Linked DNA regions of Homo sapiens: region 1 is linked to region 2. Evidence: chromatin loops called from intact Hi-C (ENCODE). Cell type or tissue: dorsolateral prefrontal cortex. All regions are shown on one strand. Each heading gives the region's core, and the rest is flanking DNA. Links, peaks and the distances in the headings are about the cores only.

What was found. Peaks named below come from ENCODE experiments on the same cell type or tissue, not always from the same donor. Only the 100,000 strongest peaks of a DNase experiment are listed, where the experiment ranks them.
Region 1: a loop joins it to region 2, with 7 times the contacts of the local background. A loop is called at or near these places in 107 of 110 quality-filtered maps.

The regions. Positions count from the first base shown.
Region 1 is chr17:31,432,660-31,444,577 of GRCh38, forward strand. It overlaps RAB11FIP4 (RAB11 family interacting protein 4), which reads left to right. Exons shown (of 15, transcript NM_032932.6): 3 at 1,375-1,463. Among named protein-coding and RNA genes, the nearest start is that of RAB11FIP4, 47 kb to the left of the region's middle. RefSeq lists enhancers at 1,048-1,777, 2,439-2,939, 2,940-3,440, 4,876-4,985. In dorsolateral prefrontal cortex, for the core only: CTCF peaks have their summits at 4,795 (motif pointing right) and 5,003; DNase peaks (open chromatin) are centred at 4,539 and 4,812; H3K4me3 peaks cover 635 bases; H3K27ac peaks cover 2,107 bases.
Region 2 is chr17:31,518,447-31,530,364 of GRCh38, forward strand. It overlaps RAB11FIP4 (RAB11 family interacting protein 4), which reads left to right. Exons shown (of 15, transcript NM_032932.6): 5 at 2,720-2,914; 6 at 3,469-3,603; 7 at 3,914-3,949; 8 at 5,066-5,165; 9 at 5,447-5,550; 10 at 6,644-6,784; 11 at 9,396-9,477; 12 at 9,960-10,097; 13 at 10,174-10,332; 14 at 11,880-11,918. It also overlaps the pseudogene RN7SL45P. Among named protein-coding and RNA genes, the nearest start is that of MIR4724, 10 kb to the right of the region's middle. RefSeq lists enhancers at 4,657-5,291, 5,950-6,564, 6,945-7,239, 7,180-7,794. In dorsolateral prefrontal cortex, for the core only: CTCF peaks have their summits at 7,091 (motif pointing left), 7,291 and 7,984 (motif pointing left); DNase peaks (open chromatin) are centred at 4,040, 7,085 and 7,985; H3K27ac peaks cover 3,325 bases.

The sequences.
Region 1 (11,918 bases), core at 1,617-9,616, 86 kb before region 2:
CTCTCTTCCTCTTAATTCTTCCTAATTCCTGCCTTTCTTCCTTGCCCCTGCTTCCAGTTTTAAGGGGACAATATAAATCCCTCTGTCTTGTCCCAAAAATTCAAAGGCCAGTTGTGAGAAACTTGCAGGAATCAGAATATGGCCACTCACTTACTACTAAGCTGTTTATCTGAGACAGTGAGGGCCAGGCACGGTGGCTCACACCTATAGTCTCAGCACTTTTTGGGAGGCCGAGGCAGGCGGATTGCTTGATCTCAGGTGGATCACTTGAGTCCAGGAGTTTGAGACCAGCCTGGCCAACATGGCGAAACCTCATCTCTACAAAAAATACAAAAAATTAGCCGGGCATTCTGGTGTGTGCCTGTGGTCCCAGCTACCTGGGAGGCTAAGGTGGGAGGATCACCTGAGCCCAGGAAGTTGAGGCTGCAGTGAGCTGAGGTCACGCCACTGCACTCCAGCCTGGGTAACAGAGTAAGAACCTGTCTCAAGAAAGAAAAAAATCTGAGACAGTGGCATAGGTCACCAGCCAGGTGGACTTGCTAAGGCCTCCCCACTAGCTGCAGAGAGAATGCAGTCACTTCTGGAGTCCCAGGGTGTCTGCTTATCTGTGAAGGAAGCCATGGTTTCCTGTCTGCGGCTCAGATCAAGTTTAGCCCTTTTCTGTGGGGTGCCTATGAGTCCTGGGAGGGTGGAACGATGCAGGGTGAGGGATGAAGGGAACCAAATACACGGTGCAGGGGGCACAGAACACAGAAGGTGCCCAGGGAAGGTTTTCTGCGTGGATTTGACAATGGGCCACTGCAGGCTGCACCTGCCATGTGCCTGTGCCAGGCATTTTGTCAGGTCCCCCTCCCAGTTCAGTACAACCTTGGGGCGTTTGGTTGGGATCTCAGGAGCGAGGCCAGCCGTGTACAGAGTCAGCAGGAACTGCAGCTGTCCTGCGGGCAGCCCTGTCCTGGACGTCCCAGGGTCTGCAGGACACGGGGGGCGCCCAGCCTCGGAGGAATGGGTGTGTTTGCTTTCTCCAGAGGCTGGCACAGTCGTTTGGAGTCCCTGCAAGCCAGGTGGGCAGCACTGCCTTAGGTCCCCTCCCCCAGGAAGGCCTCCTTCCTTCCTGTTGCCCCAGCCTGCCCTCTGTGTGTGGGAATTAGTCCCAGAGGACAAGGGCCTCTTGCAGCTCCCTCCACAGTGCCTTGAGCTGAGTTCCCCACCGCCTGGGCTCCATCCCTGCCTTCCAGTGCTCAGCTGGCCTCCTGGAGCCTCGGGCCCCCACCTCAGCCCTTCCCACCCTATGCCCATTAGTCAGAAGCAGAGCAGCCGTCCCAGGCTGAGGCTCAACCCCTCACTGTCCCGTGTGTCTGCCTGTCTGCGCAGGGTGCGAGGAGCTGCTGAAGGATGTGCTGTCGGTGGAGAGCGCGGGGACGCTGCCGTGCGCGCCAGAGATCCCAGACTGCGTGGAGCAGGTAAGGCTTGGGGGGCCTCAAGGACCTCCATGGCTCTGCCTCCTCCTTCTTGGTCTTGCCTTTGCTCCATTTTCAGTATCTGGGAGGACCCAGAACCTCCCTCTGAGGACCCTTCTTGAGCATCAGAGTCAAGAAATAGTTTTTGGAACAGGAGCCCTGAGTCCCCTTGGGAAGCCCCAGCAGAATGTGTAACAGCTGGGGGTCCTCACCCAGCAACTTTATTTCCCATCTGTGGCACGGAGGAGAGACTGAGTTCCAGACAGGGAAAGTGGCAAGTGGAGGGGAGGCAGGACTAGAATTGTTTCCTTTTCTTCTGCACCATCGCTCTCTGAGCTGAACGCTTCCTGTTTGTTTGTTTTCAAACAACAACGAATTCTCCAATTCTCTGACACTAACTGGTGTCCAGCAATCAGTTCCACCTGCCACTAACTACCCAGCATTAGCACAGACTCCATGAGTCAAGGTCAACTCCATGAGACTGCCCCACCTCCCACGCCAGCTGCAGTTCTTCCTGGATAACTGCAAACACAGGGTTCCCAGGACCACCTCCCTCGGGCTGGGTAATTCACTGGAAACACTCAGGAAATGGTTGTACTTACGATGATCAGTGTATTACAAAGGATACAACTCAGGATTAGCCACACGGAAGAGATGTACAAGACAGGGTATGGGGAGCAGGGATGCAGAGCTTCCGCACCTTCGCTTAGGGGCGCTGCCTCCCAGCACATCACCGTGCTACCAGCACCCGGGCTCTCTGCATCTCATTGTTCAAGAATTTGTAGGCCTGGCGTGATGGCTGATGCTTGTAATCCCAGCACTTTGGGATGCTGAGGCAGGAGGACAGCTTGAGCCCAGGAGTTTGAGAGCAGCCTGGGCAAGATGATGAGACCCCGTCTCTACATAAAAACTTAAAATTAGCTGGATGTGGTGGTGCACACCTGTAATCTCAGCTACTGGGGAGACTGAGGTGGGAGGAGCACTTGAGCCCAGTAGTTTGAGACTTCAGTGAGCTGTGATTGTGCTACTGCACTCCAGCCAGCCTGGGTGACAGGGCCAGACTCATCTCCAAAAATTAAACAGTTTTTACAACCCAGTCTCCAGCCCCTCTCCTCTGCCTGGAGGTTGGGGGTAGGTGGGAAGGTGAGAAAGTTCCCACCTTATTGTATGCTTGGTCTTTCTGGTGACCAACCCCATCCTGAAGCTCTGTATCAGGAAGCGGGACAAAGACCACAGTCCCCAAGGCTCTGTTTTTCTGTTATCATTGCCTAATGGTGTGTTTCTTATGAAACTTTGAACTAGTTTTCCAAGCAGTGCAGCTTCATCCTACAGAGAAACAGTTGAAGGTGCACAAGCTGACAACCAGCGAGGTCCCTCCTGGTGGCAACACCCAGAACTAGAAGAGGATGATTTTGATTTCTTACCCAGCCCAACCCCCAAACCTTTTCCCCAGTTCTGATGGGTGCCTCCTCTGGACCCCAAAACATGAGTATGTTTATAGCTGAAGGAGATCCAGGACCCCAGAGGCCACTTTGGCTGATGGTAGGCCTCTTGGAATCCAGCTGGGTCGTGGGGTCAGGGTTAGGTTCCCTGGGCAGGACTGGAGGAGGGACAGTCCACAGAGAGGGACACAGTGCTGAGGGCTGCCAAGTCCATGGTGGCAGAGACCAAAGCCAGGCACCAACTGTGGGCCAGGGCCCCCAGGCTGGGAGTCAGGTGGCTAGGCCTCAGGCTGCTGTGCTCAAAGCAAGAGCCCTCAGGGATGCGTGGAGATAGCTGGGCCCCAGGCCCATGCCCATGCCAGCAGTGATGGCTCCAGGCCTGTCTTGATGGGTCCAGCAAGCAGGGGTTGAATATGTATTTGGGGCCAGCTAATGGAACCAGGATTAGGAAAGAGGACCTCCACTGTGGGACAAATACTGAGTGCCCCAGGAACTTTGCTGGGGGGGCCCTTCCTGGATTGCTGAGCAGGAGGCAGCGTGCAGAGGTGTGCAGGACTGGGTCCATACCCACGTGGGCCACCCAGGACAGGCCATGGAACCTGAGCACGTTCTTCTCAACCCCGCTGAGCGTCAGTGTCCTCAACTGTAAAACAAGGCTTGCTGTGCCAATCTGGAGGGTCTGTTGTGAAAGTTCAGTGGGAAGACAGACCCCTAATACGTGCTAATTCCTCGCCGCCTGCTGCTGTAAGAAAATGGTGCTGAAGTTACCATTTGCATTTTTCAGTTTACCCTCGGATACTGGTGTTGCAAAATTATGTTAAAGTAAAGCCCTGCCCCAGGAACTGGAGGGCAGAGTGGAGCCGAGGCCTGGGGAGAGGGGGTGGGAGTTGGGGTAGGGGTGACGTGTTCCCTGTAGTCTTTGGCTGCTTTTGTGGCCCCCACATTCTGCCATTCACACCTCTGGAAAAGGTGGCACATGGAGAAAAGATGAGCAGGGGGTGCAGAAGAGTGGGCCTCCACCAAGGTACTCTTTTTTGTAAACCGATATTGCTTTCCTCCAAAGTCTAGAGGTTATGGGAAAGCAGAAAGAAAGACCGCGTCAGCCTATCTCAGCAAGCCTGGTGCTTCTCCTTGTTTCTTCATGGGACTTTGCAATCCTATAGGTTTTTGTTGCTTTGGGTTTTGTTTTTTGTTTTTTTTTTGTTTTTTTTTGTTTTTTGTTTTTTTTGTTTTTTTTGTTTTTTGAGACGGCATCTTGCTCTATCGCCCAGGCTGGAGTGCAGTGGTGCAATCTCGGTTCACTGCAAGCTCCGCCTCCCGGGTTCATGCCATTCTCCTGCCTCAGCCTCCTGAGTAGCTGGGACTACAGGTGCCCGCCACCATGCCCAGCTAATTTTTTTTTGTATTTTTAGTAGAGATGGGGTTTCACCATGTTAGCCAGGATGGTCTCGATCTCCTGACCTCATGATCCACCCGCCTCGGCCTCCCAATGCTTTGGATTTTAAGCTTCTCGTGGGTGAACTCCTTTCTGCCCTCCATGGAGGTCTGGCCCCGGCTTGGTTGGCCAGAGCCTAGTGAGATGGCGGTAGCTGTGGACACAGTGGCAGCCTTGTTCATTATGCTCGCTGGGGCTGCTTGGTTGACCTGGACTCCATTCCCTACCATGGGCTTCTGCGTGTTGGCAGGGAGAGGAAGGGGGCACAATCCGAAGACCAGCCTGACGGGGCAGACGGCTTCTGGATTGTGAATGAGTCCTCTTCCTGGCTTAGGCTCCTGTAATAGCAAGGTCAAGACCACAGCTCTGCAGATGAGGTGTCAGAGTGGGCTGGACTGGGCAGGTCCGAATTTCTCAGGCCCGGCTCTCTGCGCCCTGCTGTGTCTTAGCTGTCCCCTAGGGGTCAGTCTGAGACTGAGAAGAAGCGGGTGCCTGGATCACTACGTAGGCTTCCCAGATGCCCCCAGGGAACGCAAACCTGAGGCATGATTTGAGGAGGTGTGGGGATGACACACAGATGGGATGGCAGGCGCTCCATCCCTGTGCCATGCGTGTATGTTGGGAGGTGAAGCTTGTTTTTCGGGCACAGCCCCCTCCCCTCAGGGTGTGGACGGAGACCTCTGACTTAACCACTGGATGTGGCTCGTAATTAAAGCAGTGAATGCTTGAGTGCTGGCTGGTGGGCCAGCAGCTGCCACCTGGCCCCTGAGAGCACCCTGCCCTTCTTGACCCCCTCCCAGGCCCCGAGAAGCCTCTAGCGTTGGGCATCAAGCAGGGGCCCCTGGGGTTGCTGTCCAGACCTCAGGCCAGTGCAAGTCTATCCCGGGCAGTTGATGCCTGGATGCACCAGTTCCTGACCTTACTGGATGTGGCTCCACCTGCGTCCCCAGAGCCCTGCGAGACCCTGGCAGAGGGAAACTTTGAGGCTTGGGAACCCCAACTGTTGAGCAGGCTGTTGAGAGAGTTTCCTGACCCAGGGAAATTTGCTTCTGGTCAAAGGGAATGTTAGGTGTGTCCTGAAGGACTCCCCAGGTTCCCTGGGTCCATGCATGGGGTCCCTGGAATCGCCCTGGGAGTCCCTCTGAGACTGTCCTGCTCAGGCTGCCCATCAGCCCCCAGTCCATATGCTATAGGGGCCCCCGTGGGGAGGGGGCATGGAGACACGTGGAGAGCCCGACACTCGGGTGCTAAAGGCAATGGGATAGTTGCTAGGGGCCCGTGGTCACCCCTCAGCAGGCAGTAATGTGAACCCTAATCCTACAAGTGCTGTAAGGCCCTGGGCCCTGTTCATCCACCCTATGGTGGATGAAATGGAGAGGGCATCCAGCCACCTGCCCCTCCTGTGTAGCCACCACGCCAGCAAATGGTGTCAGTAGCCTCCAACCCAGAGAGTCATCCTCAGCGCCTCCTCATGCAGCTGCCTTGAGTCCTCTGTTCCCCACTCACCCCTGCCTCCCCCTTCCATCACAGCCACTGCCACCCACTGACCGGGCGTCCTCCTGTCCTCAGCCTTCCTCTCTCCACACCCCCATCCCGCTCCTGGGACCCGTCCTTACCAAGGGATGAAAACCAACATCAGCTCCTACCCACTACTCTAGCCTCATCTCTCACCATGGTGCATCTCACACCTAAAACTGGCGATACCAAACCGCTCCCCGTTTCCTGAGAAAGCCATGTTCTCTCTTGCCTCTGAGTGTTATCTTTCTCCTAGGATGTCCTCCCTCCCGCTTCCTTGTCAGGAGCTAACGTCTACTCACCTTTTTAAGACTTACTTGCCGGGAGTGGTGGCTCATGCCTGTAATCCCAGCACTTTGGGAGGCTGAGGTGGGAGGATTACTTGAGCCCAGGAGTTTGAGACCAGCCTGGACAATATAGTGAGACTGCTTCTCTTAAAAAAAAAATTTTTACTTAGGTACCGCCTCCTCCAGGAAGCCTCCCTGACTCCTTCTGCCCCAGCCCAAAGGAGAAGGACCTGCACTGAGCTTCCTGGGGGCCCTTCACCCTCTACCACTGCCTGAACCTCACCCTTCATGACAGCCAGCCCCATGTCCACCCAGTGGCTTCAGGGCTCAGGCTGAGCTCCTCCTTTTCACCCCCAGGACAGCACCCACAGCAAGCATCGTTATCCATGCTCCTTGGGTGTGTCTCTAAGTATTTCTAGAACTAGGTATCTGGAAGCAGAATTGCTGTGTCAAAGGGTATGTAGATTTTGTTTTTTAACAGATACGGATGAAATTTTCTTCCACAAAGCCTGTACCATTTGTATCACCCAAGCACTATATGAGATTGCCCCTTTCCCCATGGCCTTCGCCAACCCCGGAAGCCATCCATCCACCTGCTGGTCTCCGGCCTAGCAGCCTGAGGGGAGGAAAGCCCATTGCTGCCGTCCTCTGTGCTGCCCAGCTTCCTAGGGAGGCGGACCATCTTTTTCTTATCTTCCCATACCCTCTGGATTTCTGCTTTTACGAATTAGCTATTCATATTCTTTGCCCATTTTCGATATGGTTGTTTGTCTTTTCCTTATTGATTTATAAGAAATCTCTGTATATTCTGTTTTTTGCTTGTTTGTTTTTTGAGGCAGTCTCGCTCTACTGCCCAGGCTGGAGTGCAGTGGCTCAATCTCAGCTCACTGCAACCTCTGCCTCCCGGGCTCAAGCGATCCACCTGCCTCGGCCCCGCAATTAGCTGGTACCACAGGCACACGCCACCACATCCAGCTAATTTTTGTTTTTTTGTTTGTTTGTTTGTTTGTTTTGTTTTTGGTAGAGACAGGGTTTTGCATGTTGCTCAGGCTGGTCTTGAACTCCTGTGCTCAGGTGATCTGCCCACCTCGGCCTCCCAAAGTGCTGAGATTACAGGTGTGAGCCACAGCAACAGGTTGAAATCTCTATATATCCTGATTATCAATCTTTATGGATTTTGCTTGTGTTTTAATCTTGTTTTAGGAGTGTTTTATTACACAGAATGTTAATTCTGATGTCATCATTTATCAACCTTTTTATGCCATTTGCATTTTGTGTATCATTTTGTGCCTTCTGTACCTCCAGGCTATAAACATATTCTCCTATATATAGTTTTCAGATACTTTTGAGAAAAAGAAGTATTTATGCTTAGCTCTTTTATCCACCTGGAGCTTATTTTTGCTTTTGGTGGGAGTAGAGATCTGGCACTCTTACTTCCTCAATATGGCCAGTACTTTGAGTTCCTAATGTTGAATAGTCCCTCTTTCTCAATTGATTTGAAATTTTATCTTTATTGTATGCTAACTTACCTTATATACGTAGGTCTCTTTCTGGACTCTGGTCTGTTATATTGATCTGTTTGTCTACCTACTTTTAAGCCAAAACCATAGTTTCAGTTACTCTTGTTTATAGTTTGATATCTGATAGGGAAAGGCTCTCTCATCCTTCTTTGTTTCTTTAACCTTTAAGGCCAGGTGCGGTGGCTCATGCCTGTAATCCCAGCACTTTGGGAGGCCAAGGCAGGTGGATCACCCGAGGTCAGGAGTTCAAGACCAGCCTGACCAACATGGTGAAACCCCATCTCTACTAAAAATACAAAAATTAACCAGGCATGGTGGCACATGTCTGTAATCCCAGCTACTTGGGAGGCTGAGGCAGGAGAATCACTTGAACCCGGGAGGCGGAGGTTGCAGTGAGCTGAGATCACGCCATTGCGCTTAAGCCTTGGCGACAAAGTGAGACTCTGTCATACACACACACACAAAAACAAATAAAAAAAACTGTTTTTTTGTTATTCTTACATATTTTCTTTTCTGGAACAGCCTTTTTGTCAAGCTCTATTGCAAATCCTGTAGGAGATCATATTTGAAATTAAATTTGTGCATTAATTGAAGGAAATTGGCTTCTTTACAATATTGCATTCTGTCATCCAGGAATGCATATATCTTTTCATTTATTCTGGCCTTTTATGCCCTCTAGGAAAGTTTTCTGTTGTTTTTCTTTTTTGGTTTTTTGGGTTTTTTGAGATGGAGTTTTGCTGTTATTGCCCAGGCTGGAGTGCAGTGGCTGGATCTCTGCTCACTGCAACCTCTGCCTCCCAGGTCCAAGCGATTCCCCTGCCTCAGCCTCCCTAGTAGGTGGGACTACAGGTGCCCACCACCATGCCCGGCTAATTTTTTGTATTTTCAGTAGAGATGGGGTTCTACTACGTTGGCCAGGCTGGTCTCAAACTCCTGACCTCAGGTGATCCTCCTGCTTCGGCCTCCCAAAGTGCTGGGATTACAGGTGTGAGCCACCGCATCTGGCCGGAAAGTTTTATAATTTTCTTAAATAGGTTATGCACACTTTCTTCTTAGGGTGACTATATTTGGAGTTTTTGTGCTGATATGTGTAGGATCTTTTTGCTATGATATTTTATAACTGGTTACAACTGATGTATAGGATAGGTTTTCATTTTTGGTGTTAATCTTGTCATGATAACCCTATTAAACTCTCCTTATTTTATTTATTTATTTATTTATTTATTGAAACAGGGTCTTGCTCTTATTGCCCAGGCTGGAGTGCAGCAGTGTGATCTCGGCTCACTGCAATCTCTGCCTCCCGGGTTCAAGCAATTCTCCTGCCTCAGCCTCTCGAGTAGCTGAGATTACAGGCGCCCACGACCATGCCTGGCTAATTTTTGTATTTTTAGTAGAGACGGGGTTTCACTATGTTGGCCAGGCTGGCCTCGAACTCCTGACCTCAGGTGATCTGCCTGCTTTGGCTTCCCAAGGTGCTAGGATTAGAGGTGTGAGCCACCATGCCTGGCCCATTAAACTCTCTTTATATTTAATAGTTTATTTATATGCTATTTTCTATCATGCTTAATTCTATATAACAAGGTAGCCATGCTGCCATTTTAAATTTTAAATGGCAACATGATATTTCATCACATGAAGACAACCAAATTTATATACCAGTTTCTTATTGTTGGGCGTATATACACTTTTTTTTTTTTTGAGACGGAGTCTCACTCTGTCGCCCAGGCTGGAGTGCAGTGGTGCAATCTCGGCTCACCGCAAGCTCCGCCTCCTGGGTTCACGCCATTCTCCTGCCTCAGCCTCCCAAGTAGCTGGGACTACAGGTGCCCGCCACCACGCCTGGCTAATTTTTTTGTATTTTTAGTAGAGACAGGGTTTCACTCTGTTAGCCAGGATGGTCTCGATCTCCTGACCTCGTGATCCACCTGCCTCGGCCTCCCAAAGTGCTGGGATTACAGGCGTGAGCCACCATGCCCAGCCAGGTGTATATATATATTTTTAACGTAATTTGGGGAATGAACAAAAGCAGTGTAATAATCATTCTTATAGCTAAGTATTTCCCCACAGCAGCAATCGTTGCTTTAAAGTAAATCAGAGGTTGGCAAATTACAGACCCCACGAGCCAAATCTAGGAGCTTGTTATTGTAAATAAAGTTTTACTGGAACACAGCCACACCCATTTGTTCACATCTTATCTGTGGCTGTTTTCACACTACAGTGGCAGAGCTGAAAAGCTGCCACAGAGGCCAAATGGACTGCAAAGCTTAGAATATTTACTGTCTGCCCTTTACAGAAAAAATTTGCCAACCCAGACGGTAAATTCAGGCAAGTGGAAACTGTTTTATGAAAAGGATGCAAAGGCTGGGCGCGGTGGCTCATGCCTGTAATCCCAGCACTTTGGGAAGTGGAGGCAGGTGGATCACCTGAGGTCAGGAGTTTGAGACCAGCCTGACCAACGTGGTGAAACCCCGTCTCTACTAAAAATACAAAAATTAGCCAGGCGTGATAGCGCATGCCTGTAATCCCAGCCTCTCGGGAGGCTGAGGCAGGAGAATCCCTTGAACCCAAGAGGCGGAGGTTGCAGTGAGCTGAGATCGTGCCATTGCACTCCAGCCTGGGCAACAGAGTGAGACTCTGTCTCAAAAAAAAAAAAAAAGAAAAGGATGCAAAATATTAAAACTGCCTAATACTAATCTGCCAAATTCCTCTGCAGGAATCCCATCAGGATTGCGTCAGATTCCTGCTACCCTTTTGATACTGGTGTTGCTGAGTTTTCAGATCCTTTAAATTTGAGAGGCTAAAATTAGAACCCCTCTTTTGAATTATAATACAGTTTAACTTCTTAAAGTACATTTTTTGGTCACTAAGAGGGCGTTCTTCATGAATTGCCTGTCGACATTCTCCACCCTGGCTATGTTTACTTCTATTGAGTATTTTTTAAGAACCAGAAATATAACTTTTTGACATACATTAAATTTTTTCCAGCTTGTTATTTATTTTTAACTTTGTTCATGATACCAAATTTAAAAATTTTTATAGCCAATTCATCATTCTTTTCCTTTATGGCTTCAGCCTTTGGTGTAATGCTTATAAATGCTTTCCCGCCCAAGATTGTGAAACTGTTCTGTTTTATTTTTGTGTATTTGATTTTTAATTCGTAGAATTGACTGATGTCTAGAGTGAGGTAGGGATCCAGTTTGCCTTTTTCCTGTCAGTTCCTCTTGCCCTCCCTCACCTGGCTGGAACCAGCAGCTTCTTGCTAGGCTATGCTTACGCACGCAGTCCCCTGATGGCAAAGGAAGTGAGGTTTGCCCGGTGCAGTGGCTCAGGCCTGGAATCCCAGCACTTTGAGAGGCCGAGGTGGGCAGATCACTTGAGGCCAGGAGTTCAAGACCAGCTTGGCCAACATGGCGAAACCCCATCTTTACTGAAAAAAAAAGAAAAAAATTAGCCTGGCATGATGGGGCATGCCTGTAATCCCAGCTACTTGGGAGGCTGAGGCACAAGAATCACTTGAACCCAGAAGGCAGAGGTTGCAGCCAGCAGAGATTGTGCCACTGCACTCCAGGCTGGGCAACAGAGCAAGACCCTATCTAAAAAAGAAAAGAAGAAAAGAAATGGGGTTTGCTGGGAACCCAGACCTGAGCCTGAGCCCAAATTGGCTCTTTTGCTCATATTCAGAAGGGGCTTTGCCAAACCCTTGTCTTCCTGGAAGTTTTTAAAATGATGATAACCTGTGCCTCTCTCTAGAACTTGCTGGGGAGGAGGCCTACAGCCTGAACATCTAAGCCCACCCTCGCTTCATTTCATCCATCCTGAAACAAGCATTTCTAAAACCACTCATGACAATGGCACTTATAAGTTCTAAAAATACTTTTCCTGACAAACAGCACTGTGATTCACTGTGCTGGTGGAGGTGTGGGTGGGGTGCCATGCTCCCACTGGTGTGGTGGCAGGAGGGAGTTTCAGAGCCCAGGGAAGCAGCCTTTCTACTTATATCTGGCCCCAATATATTTTTCTATGTTTCAACACCCCCCCCACCCTTCTAAAGAGAAAAAAAAATCTACTTATCCCAAGCCTCAGAGCTTCTGTAAGATCCTCGATTTGTGTCTTTGGGAAATAACTCAACTCTGATTAAGCCAAAGGTGGCGGGGATGGAAGCAGTGCAGATATGGAAGCCCCTTTTGTTCGTTGCCTCAGCCTGGTCTGCCCTGGACCGTGTGTCTTCTACCTCCTACCCCTGACCATCCCTACCCTAG
Region 2 (11,918 bases), core at 2,133-10,132:
TGTGCCTGTAGTCCCAGATACTTGGGAGGCTGAGGCAGGAGGATCACTTAAGCCCAGGACTTCTGGGCTCTAGTGCACTATGCCGATCGGATGTCTGCACTAAGTTCAGCATCAGTATGGTGACCTCCCGGGAATGGGTCACCACCAGGTTGCCTAAGGAGGGATGAACTGGCCCAGGTCAGAAACAGAGCAGGTCAAAACTCGAGTGTTGATCAGTAGTAGGATCACACCTGTGAATAGCCACTGCACTCCAGCCTGGGCAACATAGCAAGACCCCATCTCTAAAAAAACCAAAAAACAACACACAGACATATGTGTTAGGAAATGCCTAGAAAAAAATTAATCTGGAAAATTAAGCAGTTATTTCTGTATGGTGGGATGATTTTTTTTGTTGTTGTTGTTGTTGAGACAGACTCTCACTCTGTCACCAGGCTGGAGTGCAGTGGCATGATCTCACCTCACTGCAGCCTCCGCCTCCCGGGTTCAAGCGATTCTCCTGCCTCAGCCTCCCGAGTAGCTGGGACTACAGGCGCGTGCCACCATGTCCAGCTAAGTTTTGTCTTTTTTTTTTTTTTTTTTTTTTTTTGAGACGGAGTCTCGCTCTGTCGCCCAGGCTGGAGTGCAGTGGTGCAATCTCAGCTCACTGCAACCTCCACCTCCCGGGTTCATGCCATTCTCCTGCCTCAGCCTCCCAAGTAGCTGGGACTATAGGTGCCCACCACCACGCCTGGCTAATTTTTTGTATTTTTAGTAGAGATGGGGTTTCACCATGTTGGCCAGGATGGTCTTGATCTCCTGACCTCGTGATCCACCTGCCTCGGCCTCCCAAAGTGCTGGGATTACAGGTGTGAGCCACCGCACCTGGCCAGTTGATCATTTTAATTACTTCCCATCTACTCTGCTATATTTTCTATATTGAGCATGTACTCCCATAATCAGAAATGTTATTTAAAAACAGTATTAAGACCTAAGTGACTTCCCAGTGAAGCAGTTTCACCTTTAACTTTGGTGTTGGCAGAAAGGAGTCCCTTCCATCTCAGCCCTCACCAAGTCTCTCGAGGGATACAGTGCTGTGGGGTGGTGGGAAGCTGCCACCATTGTGGCTGAGGAAGCCGAGGGGGTTGCAAGTGGCAGCCCCTTACCAGAAGGTGATGGTTACGACTGCTGCAGGGATTTGGAGAGGGAAGAGAGGGGTTCCCATGTTGGTTGAACCACATGAAATTGACAACTTTTAATCATTTCCATCTTCAAAAAAGTAATTTCATGTGGTTCAACCTAGTATATCTCAATGCAGGGTTTCTCAAACTCAAGTGATTCTCAGAGTCCTGATGTTCTTGGTGGGGCCCTTTGGGTCTGTGGATGGAGAAGAGGGGCCGTGCTGCTCGTGCTGCTCTCTGGGAGCAGCCTTGTAATCCCAGCAGTTTGGGAGGCTGAGGCGGGCAGATCACCTGAGGCCAGGAGTTTGAGACCAGCCTGGCCAACATGGCAAAAACCCCATCTCTACTAAAAATACAAAATTAGCTGTGCATGGTGGCAGGAGGCTACTCGCAGCTACTCAGGAGGCTGTGGCAGGTGAATCACTAGAACCTGGAAGGCAGAGGTTGCACCAATGCACTCCAGCCAGGCGACAAAGCAAGACTCTGTCTCCAAAAAAAAAAAAAAAAAAAAGACAAACTTAAAAAATAACACAGTATAACAACTATTTACATAGCATTTACATTGCATTAGGTATGATAAGTAATCTAGAGACGATCGAGTATACAGGAGGATATGCATAGGTTGTATGTGAATACTATGCCATTTCATATCTGGGACTTGAGCATCCTCAGATTTTGGTGTCCACAGGGGGTCCTGGAACAAATCTCTCTTGGATGCCAAGGGATGACCATACTCAGTCTTACAGTATCTAAAATTTTAGATCCATTTATATTCATTTTCTGTATTACTCCGAATGTTTTTTTTTCCTCTCCTTAAAGTGAAAGCAAGTTTATTAAGGAAATAATAAAACAATGGCTACTACAGAAGCAGAGCAGCTACTCCGAATGTTTTTTTGTTTGTTTTTTTGTTTTTGTTTTTTTTGAGACGGAGTCTCCCTCTGTCGCCCAGGCTGGAGTGCAGTGGCACAATCTCGGCTCACTGCAAGCTCCACCTCCCGGGTTCACGCCATTCTCCTCCCTCAGCCTCCTGAGTAGCTGCGACTACAGGTGCTCGCCACCACGCCCGGCTAATTTTTTGTATTTCTAGTAGAGTTGGGGTTTCACCATGTTAGCCAGGATGGTCTCGATCTCCTGACCTCTGATCCGCCCGCCTCGGCCTCCCAAAGTGCTGGGGTTACAGGCGTGAGCCACCGCGCCTGCCACTACTACAAATGTTTTAACAAACCTTTCAACAACTATTTGATATTCCACAATTTAATAATTTACTAACATTATAATTTAATAATTATAATTTGATCTAGCTGTAGCTAGACAATTAGGTTGTAAGCAGTGTTTTGCTACTGTGGAGTAGCATGGGTAGAATTGGTTTGAACTGTAGAAATGGTTTCTGTGGTGAGATGTTTCCCTTTAGATAGGGTCCCTGAAATGTACTTACCAGGTCAAGAGCTACAAACTTAATCGGTAGTGCCAATTAAAGGGAAATGCCTGTCAGTTTCCCCACCACGGGCTGTGGCTGGGGACCCATGAGTCCTCCTCTGACTTGGGTGCTCTCGGACCCTCAGGTCCCTGGTCCACACTCCATCCATGACGACCTCAGACCTTTCTACACACTCCACCACCTCGCTCATCAGCAATGAGGAGCAGTTTGAAGACTATGGGGAGGGTGACGATGTGGACTGTGCCCCCAGCAGCCCTTGCCCCGATGATGAGACCAGGACCAACGTCTACTCGGACCTGGGGTCTTCGGTGTCTTCCAGGTGGCCCCTTGGTCTGGGATGTCATTTGGGGTCAAAAGTTGCAGAAGCAATTTAAGCACATCCTAGGGGGTGGGGGGGTGCGAGTCCTGAGCTGGCCCTTTTCCTTTGTCCTCAGCTACTTGAGTTCTGCTCCTGGGGCTTGGGGTTGCTACCTTCGCACCCTGATTAGGGGTCAGGAGTTCCTCCTGAATTAACTGACCTAGGAGGCTGCACACTGGGGGCCACGGGGCTCTGTGTCATCTTGTATCCTAGAACCTCAGTGTTGAAGCATCCTTCCAAGTGACCCCTGTGATCCCTTCTCACCCACCTGAGTCACCACTTTCTCTGAAATGAGCTCGCAGTTTGCCTTAGCTGTTAAATGGGTATGCCTCACTGGCTTCTCTTTGAGCGTGTTGGAGAAGGGATGATCTGTTGCTATATTTCCACTCCCTGCCCCTCCCCCGTAACAAGGTTCAAAGGTACTGGGGACTCAAGTAAAGTCAGCTCAGCAGGGTGGTGTAGGGCACCAGACTGGACAGCAGTTAAGGTGGTGATTCCTTTCCCTCATGAATCAGTGCGGGGCAGACGCCTAGGAAAATGCGGCACGTGTACAACAGCGAATTGCTAGATGTTTACTGCTCTCAATGCTGCAAGAAAATCAACCTGCTCAATGACTTGGAAGCCCGACTGAAAAACCTGAAGGCCAACAGGTGAGGCCCAGGCCCAGCTGGGGGGTGAGAGGCCGGGGGGCCAGGGCAGGGCCTGGAGGGAGAAGCTACGGGCATGGCGAGGCGACCCCTGCTGTCTGGGCAGGTGAGAGCTCTCAGAGGAGGGTTGATCCAGGGGCTTTTTCTGCCACAGGAAATCAGGCTGTTTCTTCTCAGGACCAAGCTGACTAGTGAATTCCTTTCAGTGGGAGGGAAGAGCCTTGTCCTGCACTGTGGTGTCTTACAGCTAGGACAGAGTAAGGGAGTGGACTAGAACCCCTCTGTTCAATGACTGTTTCCTTTCTCTCTCTAGCCCCAACCGAAAGATCTCCAGCACGGCCTTTGGACGGTAAGGCCCGCCTCGAGGGAGGGCAAATTGAGTGCTGTCCCCATGCTGCCCACTGGCCGGGGCTCCCTGCCAGCAGCCCGGACTCAGCTGGTGCCCGCATGTGGCTGAGTGAGCAGAGGGGAACGAGGCCATCCCAGGGCAGTGCAGCCAGGGCAGCGTCACTTCTGAAAAAGAGGGGCCAGCTCCTCCCTGCTCTCTCCCCACCCCTTGTCCCTTCTTCAAATCCTAGGTCACCTTGACTTCAGGCAGGCATGCCAGGGATGCCCTGAGAGAGACAGAGCACCCCACAGCGTTCAGTGCCCTTCCTGCCTCTTGGAGCTGGCAGCCATACTCAATAAAGAGACCCCGGGTTTCCTGCAGGCGGGGATCTGGGCATGAGTGTGCGCCATTGGGGCTGGTCACTTTGCTCCGATTAAGTCCTGCGGCAGTTCAGTGTGGCCCCAGGTCCACACTCAGGGCTCTGGGAGCTGGCAGCAAGGGCCCAGGAGCTAGGTGGGTTGGCCTCTTGGCAGAGACCCTGGCTGCTGCCTATCAGGGAGCTGGAAGGGGATGTCACTGGGGGTGGCAGCTGGATTTTGCCTCAGGCACGGGTTAGCTCAGCAGGCCCAGTCCCACCCCAGCTCACTGCTCTGCAAGGCCTGGAGAATTCTCTGCCTTTGCCATCCCCCAGAGTTCCCAGAGACGTAGCAGGAGCCAGCTTGGTGGAGAGGCTCAAGCCTCAGGAGGCCCAGACCCTCTTCCAGGGCCATGGAGCTGGGCTACCTCCTTGGGGGCTTCCCCACTGGAAGAGGAGGGGGCTCACGTGCCAGCTGAGGTCACTGGGTAGCTGCAGGCCAGCATGCTGGCGTGAAGAGGGTTCTGAGGCCGCAGGAGAAGCTGTGCGTCATTGGCTGTGTCTGCCAGGGGACCCCGGGGGTCTGTACAGCCCATTTGCCATCCTCTGGGCGGGGTGATCCGCTGAGTTTGGCAACATTCTTCCTCTCAGGCTGAGTGAGGGCAGCCTCCTTAAAGGGGCAGACCCCCTGGGGTACTGGATGCTCGCCTAGCCAGTAGTGTGAGTAGGCCCCTGTCTCTGGAAGGCCCCTGCAGCCAGACACCCTCCTCCCACCCCTGCAGGCAGCTCATGCACAGCAGCAACTTCAGCAGCAGCAATGGCAGCACCGAAGACCTGTTCCGGGACAGCATTGACTCTTGCGACAATGACATCACAGAGAAGGTGGGCCTTGGGTGGCTGGAGAAGGGACTGAATGCATGCCTGCTCCCAGGGGAGATGGGGTGCACTCAGGCTACTGTCTGGGGACTTGGGAGACCCTGTACCTGCCTAGGAATTGGGGGCAGGTGGCCCTGGTCACGTGTTCCCCACTCCCCCACCCCACACATGACCGTTCTCAGATACACAGTGGTTTGGAGGTCCTGCTCATGAACCTCATGGCGTCGAGGTTCTCGGTTCTGTGGCCTCAGAGGTCTTCTCCACCCCACCCCGGCCCCCTGCTGCAGGTAAGCTTCCTGGAAAAGAAGGTGACAGAGCTGGAGAATGACAGCCTGACCAATGGGGACCTGAAGAGCAAGCTGAAGCAAGAGAACACACAGCTGGTGCACAGGTCAAGCAGGCAGCGGCGCTGGGGGCTCGGCCGTGACGCTGGGGAACAAAGGGGGGTCCATCTTGCTAAGACCTCCAGGAGGAGGCAGCCTCATGCCTTTGCAGCTCTGAGGGTCTGTGACGCATCAGCCTCTTGTCACATGGCCCTGCCCACATGTGGTGCCCAGGACAGGACCTTAGGGACAGGGAGACAGGTTGGAGCTTGACCTTGGCTCTAGGCCCAATGGATTCTACCCCCTGAGGTCTGAAGCCACAGGGCTGGTCCAAGATGGGAGTGGGGATCCACTGTGTCTCACTCATACAGTGACAGGAGCCTGACGTCCCTTCCTAGGGACAAGCTCTGCAGGGGACAGGCCAGTGTGAGCTGGGCGGTGGGAAGGGTCCAGCACTGCTGCTGATGGAGGTCCCCTGAGCCTGCCGTTCCTGATGCTGTCTGCAGTGGTGGATTCAGGGTTTAGTTGTCCTCACCAGATGGCATGACCCTTGGGGGACATACCCTGGCCAGGGGTCCGGTCCTCCAACTTGTCACAGGGCCCAAAGATGGGCCCTTTTGTACACCCCAGAAGGTCAGCCTGGTGGAGGGGCTGTTGCCAGTGAGACGTATCCCAGACCGAAATACCAACCAGGCTGTCACTGGGGTGCTCACATCTACGTGCCCCTGGCCCTGTCCCAGGTCTGGGGCAGACTTCAGGCCACCAGCCAGGATGTGCCTATTTTGGGAGTCAAGGTGCCCAATAAGCTGAATTATTAATCAGAGGGGTGGCCGGGAAGGAACAGCACAAAAAGAAGAGGTGAGGCCTGAGGTGGTTCCGGCCAGGTGTGGCTGCAGGGACTGGTGGGGGCGGTCCCTCCCTGTGCTGCCCTGAGCGCCCCACCTTCTGACTGCCAGGCCTGCCCCTCCATGGCATGTGTGACCGACACCCCCTCTATATGTGCGGTGTCCCCGTTCATCTCTCTGAAAGCTACTGGCCCACACGCCCTCAGTGGACATGCCAGTGACTCAGGGTCTCGGGGCCCAGGGTCCCCCGTGCCACAGCCTGGGTTGGGGTGAAATGGTGCAGGCCCCAAGAGCTTGCCCATTGCGCTGTCCTCAGGGTGCATGAGCTGGAGGAGATGGTGAAGGATCAGGAGACCACGGCCGAGCAGGCTCTGGAGGAGGAGGCGCGGCGCCACCGCGAGGCCTACGGCAAGCTGGAGAGGGAGAAGGCTACCGAGGTGGAGCTGCTCAATGCCAGGTGGGCCCCTCCACCGAGCCCCCTCCCTCAGAGGGACCCCCTGTCCTGGGGCAGCCCTGTGGGATAGGCGCTATCCCCATTTTATAGATGGGAATGTGAGGCTGAGGGGCAGCCTCTTGAGACTTTCCAGTAGTAACAGTTCCACTTTAATACCACGAGAAACACAGAGGCATGCTCTTCAGGAAGTTCGCTAAGGAATGTTCCCAGGAGCGTGGCTCACATTTGGTAATGCAAACCACACAAATGTCTGTCAGAGAAAAGGGCCTGGGCTGGGTCTCACATCCAGGCCTGGAGCGCCCCCTGCTGTCAGGTTCTCCCCTGACCCCTGGTGGACTGAGCCAGAGCCCCAGGGCCAAGGTAAATGGAAAACCCGGCTCCTGTGCCTTGCGTGTACCTGTGGCTTCGTCATTGGAACGTGACGCAGGCGGGACAAGGAGCAGCCCCGGGCCAGGGATCTGAGTTGGTCTCCCATTAGCTCCATGGCCTTGGACGTACTGGGTCACCTCCCTGTGTGCCCCACAGAGCGGCTGTGTGGGTGGGTGAGCCGATGTAAGTCCAGACCCTGCCCACGGGTGAGGGCTATGATGATGCCTCTGTGATGAAGCCCCTTTGCGGCCCTTGACCGAGGCCGAGGAGGCCGCCTGGGCTTCTGGCAGAGAGGACAGCTGCCCTGGCACTCCTCAGGCCCCCTGAGGCCCCAGTCTCCATGCTGAGGCTTCCCAGAGTTGCCGAGCCCCACCTGGCGGCTGGTGGGCTGCTGAGCAAATGACTGGGAGTTGGGCTCTCAGGCAGGTACCTCCCTGCCCCCGTGTCCCTGCCCCTGTGCAGTTTGGTGAGGAGACTTCCCAACTCCCCGGTGTCTGAGACCTGCTTTGCTAAGTTACCCACCAGGGGTTCATTTTACATTTTGACTCTATTCTAGAAGCTGCTGTTTTGCATCTGTTTCTGGAGGCTGGTGCCTAGTTAAGGGTGACTGCTCTCGCTCAGCCCGCCTCGGCAGCTGGCCCAAGAGAGGTGGCTGGGACACGGGAGGTGGTAAAAGACAGTGTGAACCTGGGCCACAGGACAAAGTGCAGAAAGCCAGCCCTCGGGAACTGTCTCCTAACGTGTGCCCGTCACACAGCTCCGGGGGCGCCATTCGTGTAAAATATCCGAGTGGTGTTCCCAGAGTCCTGCCGTATGCTTGGTTCCCTACCACTTCCACCCGCTTGGGGCCACCTGCTGGTGGTGGGGCTGAATTCCTCTCTGGAGCCCAGAGGGCAGTGGAGGCCCAGAAGCCATCCTTCCAGGAAAGAGGACATGATGGGGAGGTGGTGGGTTGAGAACGGGATGCTCTGCAGGAGTCACTGCCAGAAGTGACCCTGTTCAGTTCTGCTGCCACCGACGGCCCAACTCACCTGCACCTATTCTCAGACCATTTAAAACTGACCTGAGGCCGGGCACAGTGGCTCACGCCTATAATCCCAGCACTTTCGGAGGCCGAGGCAGGTGGATCACGAGGTCAGGAGATGGAGACCATCCTGGCCAACATGGTGAAACCCCATCTCTACTAAAAATACAAAAATTAGCCAGGCGTGGTGGTGCGCGCCTGTAGTCCCAGCTGCTCGGGAGGCTGAGGCAGGAGAATCGCTTGAACCCGGGAGGCAGAGGTTGCAGTGAGCTGAGGTCACGCCACTGAGACTCCGTCTCAAAACAGACAAACAAACAAAAAACTGACCTGAACACCCAGGCTCTGTCTTCTTGTGGAATCCCTTTAGGATTCCCTTTGTGGAATTCCTGTGTGAACGCTAACACAGAGGATTATTACTGTCAGAGCCCATGCCTGTGGTCATCAGAGGGAGGTGCAGTGAGCGCTCAGAGAAGAGCCCTGGATGAGATGCTGTTGGCGGAGAATGAAAAGCCAATATGATCATTGCCTTCAAGTTACAGAGTCTAACAGGAGGGCCCAGTCACAGAAGCCACAAGAAGACTGTTTCTCCATCTAGCAGAAAGACATCCCCGTGTTGTCTGAGGATCTGAAGGATGCATACAAGAAGAATCTGCGTTCCTACTCTCTAATGAATGTTTCCACTTATTGGAAAAATAAAGGCCACGTGTGGTGGCTCACTCTTGTAATCCCAACACTTTGGGAGGCCAAGGTGGGCGGATCACATGAGGCCAGGAGTTTTTGAGACCAGCCTGGCCAACATGGCAAAACCCGTCTCTACTAAAAATACACAAATTAGCTAGGCGTGGTGGTGCATGCCTCTAATCCCAGCTATTCAGGAGGCTGAGGCACGAGAATTGCTGAAGGAGTTAGAGGTTGCAGAGCTGAGATTGTGCCACCTCACTCCAGCCTGGGCAACAGAGCAGGACTCTGTCTCAAAAAAAAAAGAAAGAAAATAAGAATGATAATTTACTATTTTGCTTACAAATAGTCCTTACTATTTTGCTTTGGCTGATAGGAAGCTCACGGCTAAATTGTCTTTGACATAATAATCATATTCTTTCTCTCAGTTGGTTTCTGGTATCTTTCCTCTGGGAGGAAGCAGAGAATCACTGCAGACTGGCAGGCGCTTATCAGATAGTCTACATTCCAGGTTTCTGAGATTTGTCTTTCTCCTTTCGCCAGGGTGCAGCAGTTGGAGGAAGAAAATACAGAGCTTAGAACAACAGTGACTCGGCTCAAGTCTCAAACAGAGAAACTGGATGAGGTGAGCAGCAGATCCAGGCTTGGAGGGGCAGGGCTGGCCATCGGGAGCCTTTAGTTTATTGCTTCTGAAATTCTAAACAAATGCCGCACCCCCTAAGAAATGCAAAAAAAGTGAATAACAACTTGTGTTTCTGTATTTCTGATTTTCCAAGTTTTCTACAGCGAATGTATTTATTACTTTATACAATGGAGAAAAATTAGTTTTAGAAAGAGGTTAGCTTCTATTTGGGCTAACACCTTCAATTCAGGTTGCATCTAGCATCGTTGAAGGACTTCAGAGGCCTGAGGTTTTTAGTTGTATTTCTAGAATCATCGGGGCTCTGGCCGTTTCTGTAAGCCAAGACTCAGGGCTCCGTCTAAGGGAGCTGGTTTCACTGTGCATCTGCCTCGTGAAGATGGCTGACCAGACCCCAGGGACACCCCTGGACATAGTGAGCCCCTCTCTGGGAACTCTCCTCCCCTGATCGGGTCTCCCTGCTCCAGGAGCGGCAGCGCATGTCTGACCGTCTGGAGGACACCAGCCTGCGGCTCAAAGATGAGATGGACCTGTACAAGCGCATGATGGACAAGCTGCGACAGAACCGCCTTGAGTTCCAGAAGGAGCGGGAGGCGACGCAGGAGGTAGGTCCCAGGCCAGCAGGCACCAGGGCTCCTTCCAGCATCCCTGCTCCTGCCAACCTGCTTCTCTCCCTCGCAGCTCATCGAGGACTTGCGGAAGGAGCTGGAGCACCTGCAGATGTACAAGCTGGACTGCGAGCGGCCAGGCAGGGGCCGCAGTGCCTCCTCTGGCCTAGGCGAGTTCAATGCCAGGGCCCGCGAGGTGGAGCTCGAGCACGAGGTCAAGCGGCTCAAGCAGGTGGGTCTAGCAGTCTCTGTGTCCAGTGGGGCAGGGTGGCCGGGCCCACCACGTGGGTTTCCTGTGCAGGATCTGTGGTAGGGGAGCCCAGAGCTGTAGCAGCACTGCCTGTCTGCTTCTCAGCAACCTGTTTGCCAGGGCTGACTGCCCCATTTCACAGCTCAGGAAAATCGATCCAAAGATCTCTCCCTTACGTCTATGTAAGGAAATAGACCCTGCCTTGGTGCTCAGGGTGGAGGATGAGACCATACCCAGCTGCAGTATAGTGCCTGGAGGCATTGGGTTCTCCCAGAAGTAGACCCTCACCCAAGGTTCCTTTTTTTTTTTTTTTTTCCCAAGAGACAGGGTCTTGCTCTGATACCCAGGCTGGAGTGCTTTGGCACTCCATAGCTCACTGCAGCCTTGAATTCCTGGGCTCAGGTGATCCTTCTGCCTCAGTCTCCCTAGTAACTAGGACTACAGGCACACACCACCATGCCCAGCTAATGTTGTTTTTGTTTTTTGAGGCAGGGTCTCACTGTGTTGCCCAGGGTGGAGGGCAGTGGTGTGATCACAGTCACTATGGCCTCAAATTCCTGGGCTCAAGCAATTCTCCTACCTCAGCCTCTCGAGCAGTTAGGACTACAGGAGAGCACCACCACACCTGGCTAATTTACTTATTTATGTATTTATTTCCAGAGATGGGGTCTCCCTATATTGCCCAGGCTTGAACTCCTGGGCTCAAGGGATCCTCCCACCCTTAGTCTTTGAAAGTGTTGGGATTACAGGAATGAGCCACTGTGCCTAGCCAGAAGATTACATTTCAAGGAGCGCTGCCTTAGCTAGAGACCTTTGGGTGGGGGAGTGGATCAGGAGGAGGCAGTGGCCAGGTGGTGCTGGGTGAAGTGTCAGCTCTGCCTGACCCTGCAGGTGGAAGAGCCTGCAGCATAAATTATCCTTCTGAGTTTGTTCCACTGGGGACAAAGGTGCTGGTGGCTGTGCTCTCACAGAAATCCTAAAACCCCAACCCTTCTCCTAGTCTAGGGGTGGGGTGCCCAGGGTCCCAGGTGTGAGCATTAGGGCTCTTTAGGCAAAAGCTGGAGTGTGAGACCGGTGCATGGGATCTGGGCGGGTCCGCCTGGGTCAACTCCAACCAAGCAGGATTCGGAACGTGGCTGCTGGGGGAGCCAAGGAAATGAGCTGGCCAGCCTGCCCAGAGAGCCCAGAGCATCACTTCCTTCACTGGGCTGCTGGGTGGGTGATGTCCCTATGCAGGGCCTAGGGAGGAAGGGATGGCCAGGAGCCTTGGCTGCGCTGAGCAGGGCTGTAACTCCTCCACAAACCCTGTGCACTCCCAGGATGCCAGTCCCCTGGACCAGGACCCAGCCCTCCTTGCCCCCAGCGCTTGGCAAAGGCTGCAACATCTATGGCCCCTTGAACCAGCCGTGACACACACCTGTGGGAATGGCGCTGGCGGCAGGTCGGGGACGGTGGATGTGGAGAAGTGGGTTCCAGTGGGCTGTGGATGCCTCTTGGGGTTGATGTCGCCTTCGTCCTTCTCTCTGTAGGAGAATTATAAGCTGCGGGATCAGAACGACGACTTGAAT